2 separate regions of the Mus musculus genome follow, and region 2 is linked to region 1. Evidence: chromatin contacts called from ENCODE Hi-C or POLR2A ChIA-PET data. All regions are on one chromosome and are shown on one strand. The core of a region is the stretch at or near the end of the contact, and the rest is flanking DNA. Distances in the headings are between cores, read along the strand shown.

Region 1 (6,463 bases), core at 1,088-3,587:
ATGGGATGTATAATTACCATAGAAACACACCTTTGGGTATGTCTAGGAAGTTTGTCAAAAACATTTAACTTTACAGTACAAGTCTTCCAAAGTGTGGGTGGCAAATCACCTGAGCCAGGATCCACGATTAAATTAAAAAAATAAATAAATAAAGCAAGCTGGGCACCAGTATCTACCTGCCTCTGCTTCCTCACTAACCACAGTGAGAGCAGCATGTGCTGTTACCACCATGCATTCACTGCCTAATTGTCACCTCAAACTCTAAGCTGACATAAATTAACATTTTCTTCCTTAAGTTGCTTTCATCGGGTCTCTTATAATAGCATCCTAAGCAATGTAACTAACACAGAGAGACAGACATAATGCACAATTTGGTTAACCTGGGTTATAAGAAATTTAGACATAGGAACATTTACTGTCTAGACACTAAAAGACCAAAACAGGCAAAGCTGTACCTAGAACAAGAGCTTTTCATGAGACTTTACAGGAGGTTCTTATCCAGAAGGGGCCAGGTGCCTTCCCAGGTCCTTTATTTACCCCATTCTTCAATATCTAACATTCCTGGGGAAGAACAGCTCAAGCTACCTCTGGTATCACAGAATGCAGTGGTATAGACCCTTGGCCAGCAAAATCTAGAGGGTCCAGCTAGAACCTGCTTTGATTGGTAGCTCTATATTCAGCCAAACAGAAAACACATCAAAGTCTCTTGTTCAGGCTTGCCATTAATGTTCTACACATGTCAGTTTTCTGGTCAACCACACTCAGAACTAATACTGATCTTCTCAGAGGCCCATTCTATGGGAAGGAGTAAGCTAATGTAGTTGGAGGTGCATGATTGTCATCCCCTGTGTTTCCAACCTGAACCTTGCTAACCCTTGTTACCCGTGGAGTTGAGGGTAGGGAAGACTGTCTTTTTTCTTAGCTTCCACAGTAGCTAATAACATCAGCCTTCCCTCAGCCAACAAGGCTTGTATCCTTACATGATATGTATTTGTCAGAAACATTAGCCCTTCCTCTTAGTTCTCTCTGAGTCTCCTCTAATGGCAGTTATAGTTGCAGTTAAAAACAATTCACTCTCTGGAGATATGGCTCAACAGTTAAGAGCACTTGTTGCTCTTCCAGAGGTCCTGAGTTCAATTCCCAGCAACCACATGGTGGCTCACAACCATCTGTAATGGGATCTGATGCTCTCTTCTGGTTTGTCTGCAGACACCCAAAGTGTATGCATATATACAAAATAAATAAATCTCTTTAAAAACATCAGAAATACTATGATTACTCTTTACTTACAATACAATGCACTTATTTTAATGATTTGTGTACACTGGGTCTCAGCAATTGTTTATGCCCATGTGCCCACCCACACTCCTTATAGGTTATGTCTGACATCCCTGAAATTCCTGTGTGTATCTTCATATTCTACCCTTACCATCTCTAGGTAACCATTGTTCTGCTTTCATAGCTACAAATTAAGCAGAGTTTGTATTTGAGGGGAAATGTGTTTTTGCTTGTCCTGCAGCCTTAGATACTAGAAAAAAAACTTTAACCTTTGAGATTTTGTGGCATATGAAAAATTAAAAAAAAACCCAATTTAAATAAAAGCCCTGCTCATCTGTGAGAACTATTTCTTAAAACCTCAATCATGAAGTGGTCATAGTTTTCACAAACATGAAGTGAGCTTGCACTACTGTTTCCAACTCTTACACTAGCTACTGGCGAAGGATTGGTTCTTTTGAAAAAGCACACACACAGACACACAAACACAGAGACACATACACACATCGCATACAAACACACAGCAACACACATGCAGACACACACACAGATACACATAAACAATGAGACACACACATACAGACACACATACAGAAAAACACAACAAACTCACACACATGGAAACACAGACAGACAAACAGACAGACAGACAGACAGACAGATAGACACACACACACACACACACACACACACAACTTTCTATTGTCTTGATCACTTTTAATAAAACACCAACAAATCCCAGAAAGAGTGACTCCTCTAGTGCTAGCTTTGAGTCAAACTTTGTGCTTCAGTGGACCTACCCGTGTCTATCAATATTCTCCAGGGGCATCCAGTGAGCAGTTTTAGAAACTGCAGTGTCTTGCACATTTACACAGAGAAATAATGAAAAAGGTCCAATAAAAAAAAAGCCATGCTCATGCAAGTGATTTCAATCTACAAGCAAGCAGACAACTTAAGACTCTGCTGTGCAGTGATCAGCTCAGTTTATCATTTAATTGGAGAAGCAGAGATTGCACTGACCTCATGATGGTGATCTGTTTCTGTGCTGCTGGGAAAAGCTGGGTGTGGGCTGAGAAATCTCAGTCCACTCTAAGTGGAGACTCAGAGGATTATATAAGAGGGCAGTCGGGGGGGGGGGGGGGATGAATCAGCTGGTGCTCTGCTGCTTCTAAGGACTCAGTGTTTGTGAAAGGGAAGAGGAAAGTAGAAACTGAAACAGACTTAAAATCAACCAGAAGAGGAAAGTGAAACTTACCACTGAGACCTTCTATGTCCTGGCCACAGCATTGGATAAGCTCTGGACTCTGCCTCTGGTGTCAGAGGGTCGAGAGGCATTTCCTCCAGCCTGACAGTCCCTCTGGGAGGAAAAGAGTGTTTTCCACAGTCTCTAGTGCACTCTGCAGAGGTTTCTGGGGCCACACGAAAGAAACTATTCTAAAATATTTTGAAAGAAGTGATAGTGTGTTTCCTTCTCTGAGTTCCCTTGTGGTACACAGGTTTCAATCCAGCTTTAATGACTATGTCCATGTGACTAGCTCTGGAGTTTTGCCAGAGTCTAATCAAACCAATGTTTTCATTTTATGCTACACTGAATTCAAGTAGCAAAACACCAGGGGGATTCGCTGTGCTGTTTCACACCTAGAGGTCTGTGGTGATCATTTACTTTACACCCAGTCCCTGAATAGAATTGGTAACATGTGCATCACTGCTTCCTGGGTGGGAGAACAAATATGTGACTAAGTGAAAGACTTCTGCTTTGAGTTATGAAGTCATGCATGAGTAGAAGGAGGTATGGAGGACCAATCCTTAGGTATGGATTGGGTGCTTAGCTTCATGATTTCTTTAAAGCGTGGCTTTCACTGCTCATTTGCTAAGCATGATAACCTAGTCAGCTGTGGAATTCTGGGTCCTTCTTTCACTTAGCAACTTGAGATTGTTAATGGCATAAGAGGTAAGCACATACCTGCTAGACCCACTGTGTTTGCCTTAAGCCTAAACTTTGGAAGCCTCAGGTAGCAAAGCCACAGAAAGGATACAACTTTCATTGATCTCATTTTCTTTAGTGGTTCAGAGCACAATGCCTGATTTTGGTCTAGTGGGACTTGGAATGCTAATGTACAAGCCCAAGGAGGATGGGCCTGCATCCTTCTGCTTCTTTGCTCTGATGGATAGGAAACGGTGGGCTGGACACTTAGGCATTGTGCCTTGATATAAGAGATGTTGCTTTAGCACTGCAGAAAATCTCTAAGTAACAGAAGTTGTTAAATCAGGCAAATGGCACACTCACAAGGTTGTTCCCTCTTTGAAGAATATAGGGGGCTATGGTTGACTGATTGACTGATACATCAATTGATTTTCTTGCTTTCTGCCTCTCTGTTTCTTTTGCTCTGCTTTGTGTGTATACAAATGTACATGTGTGTGCATGCATGCCTCTGCGTGTGTGTGTGTGTGTGTGTGTGTGTGTGTGTGTGTGTGTAATTTTTCACAGAGGAGAAAATAGGGCATACTATTCAGTGGAGCAGAATCAATGATGGGTCAGAGTTTTTGACTAGATATTTGCATATAAAGCTTATTTTGGCTTGTTAGACAGACACTTTAAATACAGATTGGAAGAAGGCACCTGGGAGAGAGAAAGACCTTCCTTTCATAGGTTTTTTTTTTCTCATCCCACTCTGCATGTAGGGTACTGAGTATCAGCACTGAAGTACCATTCTAGACACTGTGCTTGGCTGTGTCTAGGGTGTTTAACTTGAGCCTGAAAATGGAAATATCTACATTGCCTTGGATTAAATCTCAGAACAGAACTTTAGCATCTATACAGGAATCTCACCATAAACTCACAAGGAAAGTCCTGACACTGCCCTGGCTGACCTGTAAGTAAATCTGGTTTACAAATATCAACCAAAGAGGCCAAGATTCACTTAGCAAATCTACAGCAAAGTTCATCAAAGACCCTGGATAATTATGTCTCCAGGTGCCCTTTTGGTGTTGCTCAGTGCAATCCTGGGTATATAAAGAAAACGAGAGCAAAACACATACATGTCCTTCATTATGTGTGAGTTGGGGAGAAGATTGAAAGTCCTCAGGAAAAGATGTCTTCAGGTGACTAAACCTCAGGTTCAAGACCCATTCCTACTTATGGGAAACAATCTAGTTAAAGGCCTCTCTCTGTCAAAGATACCTCTGAATGCACGGTTTTACCATAGATTGAAGGGAAGGCAATTAATGTATGTGGAAATGCACAGCTGCAGACTGCTCTCATTGCCAGCTCATCTGGCTATGCGGATGTCTACAAAACAAGATAAAGAAACTAAGAACATGGCTCAGCTCACAAGGAAGCCTCAGAGCCACACCTTTTCAAACTTTTTGCTTCCTCTGCTCTTCTGTTGGAGGATTACACAAGCCTGGGTCTCAGAAATGTTGATTAAACAATGAGATTGGTTGGATGGGCATTCTGTGGGATTGTTGTGACCATGTATGGGCAATCCAAGGGAACAGCTTAAAAACGGAGGACAAGTCAAAAGTGCTGCATAGATACAGAATTAGATGCGAGCTTCCACACTTCCCTTAGTCCTCTAGTCTCTTTTTGCCCATCATGGTCTGATAACTAAGCACATGTTCTAATGGCCAATTCAAATAAAGTTGTTTGGACGACTATAAGCTCAGGATTGTAGTCTAAGGAGACAAAAGTAGGAAATCCACAAAAGGATATACATGATGTGACCTTTGTTGTTGTTGTTTTTTTAATTGGGTATTTATTTCATTTACATTTCCAATGCTATCCCAAAAGTCCCCCATATGTTCCCCCACCTACTCCCTCACCCACCCACTCCCACTTCTTGGCCCTGTCATTCCCCCTTACTGAAGCATATAAAGTTTGCATGACAAATGTGCCTCTCTTTCCCCTCATGGCCCACTAGGCCATTTTCTGATTCATATGCAGCTAGAGTCAAGAGCTAGGGCAGGGGATGGGGGGTGGGGGGTTACTGGTTATTTCATATTGTTGTTCCACCTATAGGGTTGCAGATCCCTTTAGCTCCTTGGGTACTTTCTCTAGCTCCTCCATTGGGAGCCCTGTGATCCATCCAATAGCTGACTGTGAGCATCCACTTCTGTGTTTGCTAGGCCCCGTGGTAGTCTCACAAGAGACAACTATATCAGGGTCCTTTCAGCAAAATCTTGCTAGTGCATGCAATGGTGTCAGCATTTGGAAGCTGATTATGGGATGGACCCTGGATAAGGCAGTCTCTATATGGTCCATCCTTTCGTCTCAGCTCCAAATTTTGTCTCTGTAGCTCCTTCCATGGGTGTTTTGTTCCCAATTCTAAGAAGGGGCAACGTGTCCACACTTTGGTCTTCATTCTTCTTGAGTTTCATGCGTTTAGCAAATTATATCTTATATCTTGGGTATCCTAAGTTTCTGGGCTAATATCCACTTATCAGTGAGTACATATTGTGTGAGTTCCTTTTTGATTGGGTTACCTCACTCAGGATGATGCCCTCCAGGTCCAACCAGTTGCCTAGGAATTTCATAAATTCATTCTTTTTAATCGCTGAGTAGTACTCCATTGTGTAGATGTACCACACTTTCTGTATCCATTCCTCTGTTGAGGGGCATCTGGGTTCTTTCCAGCTTCTGGCTATTATAAATAAGGCTGCTATGAACATAGAGGAGCATGTGTCCTTCTTACCAGTTGGAATATCTTCTGGATATATGCCCAGGAGAGGTATTGCGGGACCTCTAGTAGTACTATGTCCAATTTTCTGAGGAACCGCCCAACTGATTTCCAGAGTGATTGTCCAAGCTTGCAATCCCACCAACAATGGAGGAGTGTTCCTCTTTCTCCACATCCTTGCCAGCATCTGCTATCAGGTTAATTTTTGATCTTAGCCATTATGACTTTTGTGAGGTGGAATCTCAGGATTGTTTTGATTTGCATTTCCCTGATGATTAAGGTTGTTGAACATTTTTTCTGATGCTTCTCAGCCATTCGGTATTCCTCAGGTGAGAATTCTTTGTTCAGATCTGAGCCCCATTTTTAATGGGGTTATTTGATTTTCTGGAGTCCATCTTCTTGAATTCTTTATATATATATATATTAGATATTAGTCCTGTATCTGATTTAGGATTGGTAAAGATCCTTTCCCAATCTCTTGGTGGCCTTTTTGTCTTATTGACGGTGTTTTT
Region 2 (6,463 bases), core at 1,917-4,416, 33 kb before region 1:
ATCAGTGGCCATGAATTCTGGAAGTTTGCAGAAAAACACTATCAGTCCTTCCTTCCCTAGGCTTCAAGTAATGGAAGGAAGATGCCCAAAATGTCCTTGATGTGCCAACCTGGAGAAGAGACAGGGAGCATTATTCTTGGCATCGAAGGGTTCCTGAGTGTGGAGAGCTCTTGGTGCCACTTTCTAGGAATTTGACATTGGGCTAGAACAAGGAAATAGGCTCAAGATGGATACAGCTGAGGAAAGTGTTCTTTGTATATTGATGGGTCTTGTTAAGACCCTGAATAAGGTAATCATGGGACCTTTGTCTATGCTTTGTTTGTTCCTTATCTACTCTGTTTATGCTTTGTTTGTTCCTTGACTACTTTGTTTATGCCTTAGGACTGACCATATTCTTTGCATGTCTCTAGAATGGTAAGAAAGCAGACTGGAGAAAAATAAACACACATCAGCTTTAGAACTGGCTGGAGTCAAGTTATAGTGTGTCTAATTGTTTTTTCTTTCTTCAATATTCATTCCCTCCCTCCAGACCCTGTTGACTGAATGAGCTGGCTTGGTCAGCTGAGCCTGTGGCCCAGTGCTCCTTGGGCTTGTGTCCCTCAATTTACTAGTCCATTCCCATTTCCAGAATACTTTTTCTTTTCTAAGGAAATGTTTCTTTTCTCATCATTTGTGTCTGGTCCAATTCACTGATGCTGGACAAAAATATGTGGGTATTTCAACAGTGCCCCTGGAAAAGTTTGACAGTTATTCCTGGACTCTGGACTCTATCTATATAAACGTTTGATAAGCCAAGCTAGATAGAGACAAAAGGGTAAGAAGTTTCTGATCTTTCTCTCTCTGTCTATGTCTATCTGTCTATGTATATCTGTCTGTCTGTCTGTCTGTCTCTCTCTCTCTCTTTCTGTGTGTGTGTGTGTGTGTCCCTCCCTCTCTGTTTTATCTTCTCTCTCTGACTGTCAGTTGGGAGCACATAGGTCCTTGCCTCCTATAAACAGATAAACAGATAAACACTAATAACCTTGTATTTTGTGTTCTCTGTAGAGCCAGAACACATTAACCTCATACAGCAGGACCAGAGATGGCTAATAGCATAGGTAACCTTTGCTTTATTTGTATGGTCCGAGGCTCCCCCAAGCTCACACAACCAGGGATGGAAATGGTAATAGTCCAAATGACCTCCGTACTATCTGTATGACTTACACCATACCAGATTTTTCCCTGGGCCCTTCAGCTAACGTATGAAGCCTATCTCTGGAATTAATCCTCTTGAGAGAAGTCACATGTACTTTGAATTGAGTTTCAGTGTAATTATACCTCATGATACCTCCGTGTACACAGAGGATTGTATTACACCAGGAAACATTTTGCTATATTTTATTGTGCTGAAATATATTTACAACAAACAGTGCCAGGTTAGATTCTAGAAGTTTGAACCGACATTGGCTAAATTATATTCAACCAGATTTCCTTCTTACTTCATAGAGACCATTGCTCTGTTGGCCACAGCATTCTCAGAGACCCCATCATCTGTCTTTCCCTATTTCTGTGTCTGTGTCTGTGTCTGTGTCTGTCTCTCTCTCTCTCACTCTCTCTCTCATAACCAAATTCATAGTTACTCCTTCTTTTCCAGAGCACTTTAAGATGCTGGACAAGCTTCTGTAGGAATAGATTAATCCTGACCCAGGGGCATCAGATTCAATCTGGCTTTACTTTGCTTTCCCTGGCTACAGCATCCCACAGTTGGAATTAGAGATTGTACCTGCACCTTATGGGAAATAAAGATTTTGTCAGGACAGCTCAGAGGACTCTGAAAACTGGACAGCAGTAGCCCAGGAAGGTCTGCCTTGACTGGGAGGCTCACAAGGATCCTTCTGGGCTCTCTGTCTTGAGGTGGAGGTACATGCACCTATGCATAGCATCTGCTCTACCTTACCAAACTTCTTCTTACCTTCTGGACCAATTGACTTCAGAAGGGCAATAGGAGTAGGGGGCCCACAGGCTCAAGGGATCAGAGGTGACCTGATTCCCTAGGTCTCAGAGGTAGGCAGGAGAGCCTTTTTTCTTGTTAGTTATATGCTCTATTCCTCTGAACAGTTGCAAAACACAGATGTTCCATATCTCCATACTCAGGCTCAGGGTGTGATGTAGTGCCCCATGCACCATCTATTAAATCTGGAACCACTGGTTGGTGGTACTGTATCAATCACATTATCTTCCTGGTGATGTGTGGGGCCCTTGACTCAGGTATAGAACTTTTACCCACCATACCCTAAGCCTCAGTTGTGTGCCCACCGAGTCTCTGGGTCTCTACTTGCTCTACCTTATCAAACTTCCTGACATGGCTTTATATAACATATATTCATATATATTTATTCATATATATTTAGTTTCTTGGCCAAAAGGTTTTAATACCTCTTGTCAGAGAGAATAGAATTGACACATTTTTGTTTCTTAATCCTGGGGGGGGGGGGGGCGCGGGGAGGGAGGGAGGGAGAGAGGGAGGGAGGGAGAGAGAGAGAGAGAGAGAGAGGTGTTGCCCTGGCTATTTGTTTAGCCAGCCAGGGATGGGAATGAATGCGCCTGGAACAGAAAGCTTGAACAGCATTTCAAGAGGTCCATTGAGGGATAGGCTGGAAGATTCTGAGGACATGCTGGAACATTCTAAGGACTATGTCCTCAGAAGATCAGAAGGAGCATACTCTAACCTGCTGCTCACTTTTGGAGCACCAAGTGGGCACTGGTGGTCCTTTATTCCATTCCAGAGGGCCTGTTTGGTAATCATCTTTGTTTGTGAGCCGAGCATGCACTAAATTCTCTCCCAGGTACGTCCTACTACATGCTGTGAGACAGCCTTAAAAATCAAAACAAGCTTCCAGTCACACATCCAGCACCAGGCACACAGCTTAGTGGGGGCATTAAGCAAACTCCCTGGACCCTCAGGACAATTAGCATCCTTGTTCCCCATCAGCAGTAGAAAGAGAAGCTAGAGGCACACTCAGAAACAGCCACTAGCAAACGTCTGTGTCCTGGGTTCCCTCAGAGTGGAGAACAGGGAAATCCTTACCCCATGGTTGCTGTAAAGGTGGTAGCTGTTCTCTGGGTTTTCAGCAGAGCAGAACTCCTCAGAAACCTGCCTTGACTCTCTGCTCTCTTGCAGACTGTCACACCAACTGGAAGCTCAGGTTTTTTTTAAAGGGCTGGGTGAGCTAGGGGGTGTGCTCTTTTCAGTCAGCAGTGAGAAACTGAAACTGAGACTGGAAAGTGAAACTGAAGCCTGCAGTTTATCCAGGGAGACGCACTGTGGGGCACTGTGGGGTTTGCCCTACTGCATTCTCCACTGAAATCGATGAGGAGAAGGCTCTGAAACGGATACAGACATGTCGGATCCAGACTGCTGTCCAGAGAGAGAGAGTGAGACATCCCTGCCACCCAGAGACTCTTATCTGTTAGGTAGGGGCTGATGGAGGTGATACAGATAAAATGGAAAGCAGACTGGCATCTTCAGAAGCAGTGTTGTTCTTTCTTCCAAGCAACTGAAGGTCTGCAGTTCCTCCTTGGAAGTGAGACTTTCCCATGTGGCACTAGGGGGTCTTAGGATGGCAAAGGGAAAGTTTGGGACTGGAAGAGTGAGTTCTCATGCATTGTGGAAGTGGAAGAAGATACTAGCTGGTTTGTTGTGTGTCTATCCTTAGCATCTTCCACAGATGTCATTATTCACCTGCATTGACTGGTCCATAGCTTCCCAGCCTATCCGAAGCCTTAGGAATACAGTCTTTATAAACCAGGACAGTTTCCCATTGCCCAGAGAGCTGTAGAGCCATGCTTTGTGTTAACTTCTCCTGAGGTGACTCTAAAGGGTTCTTTCCACCAATCATAGTCATGTTAACAAGAACCAAACATGGAATCCCTAAAGGGTGATGGTTATTCAGAGCCTTGATGCTATCCCACTAATAGCAAGGCTACTAGATGGGTCAGTGGTTAAGAGCACTCACTGCTCTTCTAGAGGTCTTGAGTTCAGTTCCCAGCAACCACATGGTGGCTCACAAGTATCTGTAATAGGATTAAATGCCCTCTTCTGGTGTGTCTGAAGACAACTACAGTGTGTTCATACACGTAAAATAAATACCATTTTAAGGGCTAATAGCAATCTAGGGAACTACAGACAGTGGGGCTCACACTGTTTCAGGTTGAGGTCAAATACTTTAGTCTGTTGTCTTGGTTAACCTGTAATCTCAGCCTTTATTGCTGTCTAGTTCCTTATCCTGACCTTTGATGTCTAGGTCCTCAAATTCAGCTCATCCTTCTCACCTCCATATATTAAAAATATTGAAAGAAGTTAAACATCTAATCCCATCTCCTTGATATAGTGCTAGCCTCTCCTGAGAGTTATCTTTGACCAGGTAGGTACAGCCCTAACCCCCCCCCCCCATCAGCTGACACCAAGACAGGAGTTGGCCCTCTGGTCACTTTCTCCAGTAAAGTTTAATTTTAGAGAACCTAGAGTTATGTGTCAGTCAGATAACTAGGTATATGTTAGAGAGTTAAAGTGTTTGCTATCAAGCCTGACTCCTGGGTTCAGTCCCCTGACTCCGTGCTGGCAGAGAAGAACTAAATCTAGAGTGTTCTAACATGACTTCACACGAATGTCATAACACCACCCCCACAGACACACTAACAAAAACACAGTTACACACATACACACTCACCCATACACATACCGGCTACACACTTCACTGAAATATAATATTAAAACACTTAAAAATGGACAGGGTTGAAAGGATTGTGTTAATAAGGCTCTTAACTCAAAATTGCCTTTTTCTCTTTTGTTTTTCATTTTTTCTTTCTTTTTGTTTGTTTGTTTGCTTGTTTGTTTGTTTTACATTCTGACTGCTGCCCAGTTCCACCATCACACCCTCCATGGCTATTCCTTCTTCCCTGTCTCCTCTGACAAGGGAAGGCCCCTATGTCCCATGGGTACTACCACCCACCCCCACCCCCAGCCCATCAAGTTGCAGCAGGACTCAGAGCTTCCTCTCCCACAGAGGCCAGACAAGGCAGCCCAGCTAGCAAAAAGAGACTGAAAGGGAGTAACAAAGGTAGAGACAGCCCTCGCTCCAACTTTTAGGGGACCCACATGAAGATCATGTGGCACATCTGCTACAAATGTGTATGGGGCCTAGGTCCAGCCCCTGCATGCTCATTGGTTGGTGGTTCTGTCTCTGTGAGCTCCCATGGACCCAGGTTAGTTGACCGTCTTCTTCTTCTTCTTCTTCTTCTTCTTCTTCTTCTTCTTCTTCTTCTTCTTCTTCTTCTTCTTCTTCTTCTTCCTTCTCCTTCTCCTTCTCCTTCTCCTTCTCCTTCTCCTTCTCCTTCTCCTTCTCCTTCTCCTTCTCCTTCTCCTTCTCCTTCTCCTTCTCCTTCTCCTTCTCCTTCTCCTTCTCCTTCTCCTTCTCCTTCTCCTTCTCCTTCTCCTTCTCCTTCTCCTTCTCCTTCTCCTTCTCCTTCTCCTCCTCCTCCTCCTCCTCCTCCTCCTCCTCCTCCTCCTCCTCCTCCTCCTCCTCCTCCTTCTCCTCCTTCACCTCCTCCTCCTCCTTCTTCTTTCCTTTTGGTCTTCTTGTGATAACCTTGATCCCTCCAGCTTGCTCAATCCTTCCCTCACTCTTCCACAGGACTCCCCAAAATCCACCTGATGTTTGGCTGTGTTCTCTGCATCAGTTTCTCTCAGCTGCTGGATGAAGCCTCTCAGGAGACAGTTCTGCTAGGTTCCTGTGTGAAAACATAACAGAGTATCATTAATAGTGTCAGGGATTGGCTCTCTTCCATAGGATGGGTCTTAAATTGGCCCAGACATTGGTTGGCTCTTCCCTTCATCTCTGCTCCATCTCTATTCCTGCACATCTTGTAGGCAGGACACATTTTTTCCCCTGGTTTAGCTAATACTTGTTTAAAAATTTTTATTGGTTATTTTATTTATTTACATTTCAAATGTTATCCCCCTTTCTGGTTTCCCCTCACCGCACTGGCATTCTCCTACGCTGGGGTATCTAACTTTCACAGGAACAGGGCCTTCCCTCTCAATGATTCCAGATAAGGCCATCCTCTGCTACATATGCAACTGGAGTCATGGGTCCCTCCATGGAGGGGGAAAAGCAGGGAGATCAGGTGTGGGAAGAGATGGGGGAAATGTACAGAGAGTCAGAAAATTGAACAGAGGCATATAGCAATGGAGGATGGGGGACTGGGGATAGCTACCAGCATGTCCCAGATGCCAGGAAAGCAAGAGACTCCCAGGCTCCATTGGGGATGACATTAGCTGAAATACCCAACAAAGAGGAGAGAGAACCTGTAGAGACCATATTCTGAGGGTAGGCACAACCCCCAGTTGAGGGATGGGGCCACTCACCCATCTCAAAAATATTAACCCAGAATTGCTCCTGTCTAAAGGAAATACAGGGACAAG

Evidence for each region. A loop is a pair of places that touch in the nucleus more often than their neighbours do. ChIA-PET counts read pairs that join two places held with the same protein, here RNA polymerase II (POLR2A).
Region 2: POLR2A ChIA-PET joins it to region 1 with 11 read pairs in Patski. The contact joins the promoter of Ifit1 here to the promoter of Ifit3b in region 1. A Hi-C loop is called at or near these places in 1 of 37 maps with a recorded cell type or tissue (heart). POLR2A ChIA-PET finds 5 or more read pairs at or near these places in 1 of 5 experiments (Patski).

What each region holds. Positions count from the first base shown.
Region 1 is chr19:34,603,831-34,610,293 of GRCm38, reverse strand. It overlaps Ifit3b (interferon-induced protein with tetratricopeptide repeats 3B), which reads right to left and starts at 2,337. Exons shown (of 2, transcript NM_001005858.3): 1 at 2,296-2,337. The coding sequence starts at 2,300. It also overlaps a transcript of Ifit1bl1 not described here.
Region 2 is chr19:34,637,592-34,644,054 of GRCm38, reverse strand. It overlaps Ifit1 (interferon-induced protein with tetratricopeptide repeats 1), which reads right to left and starts at 3,166. Exons shown (of 2, transcript NM_008331.3): 1 at 3,068-3,166. The coding sequence starts at 3,072. It also overlaps a transcript of Ifit1bl1 not described here and a transcript of Ifit1bl2 not described here.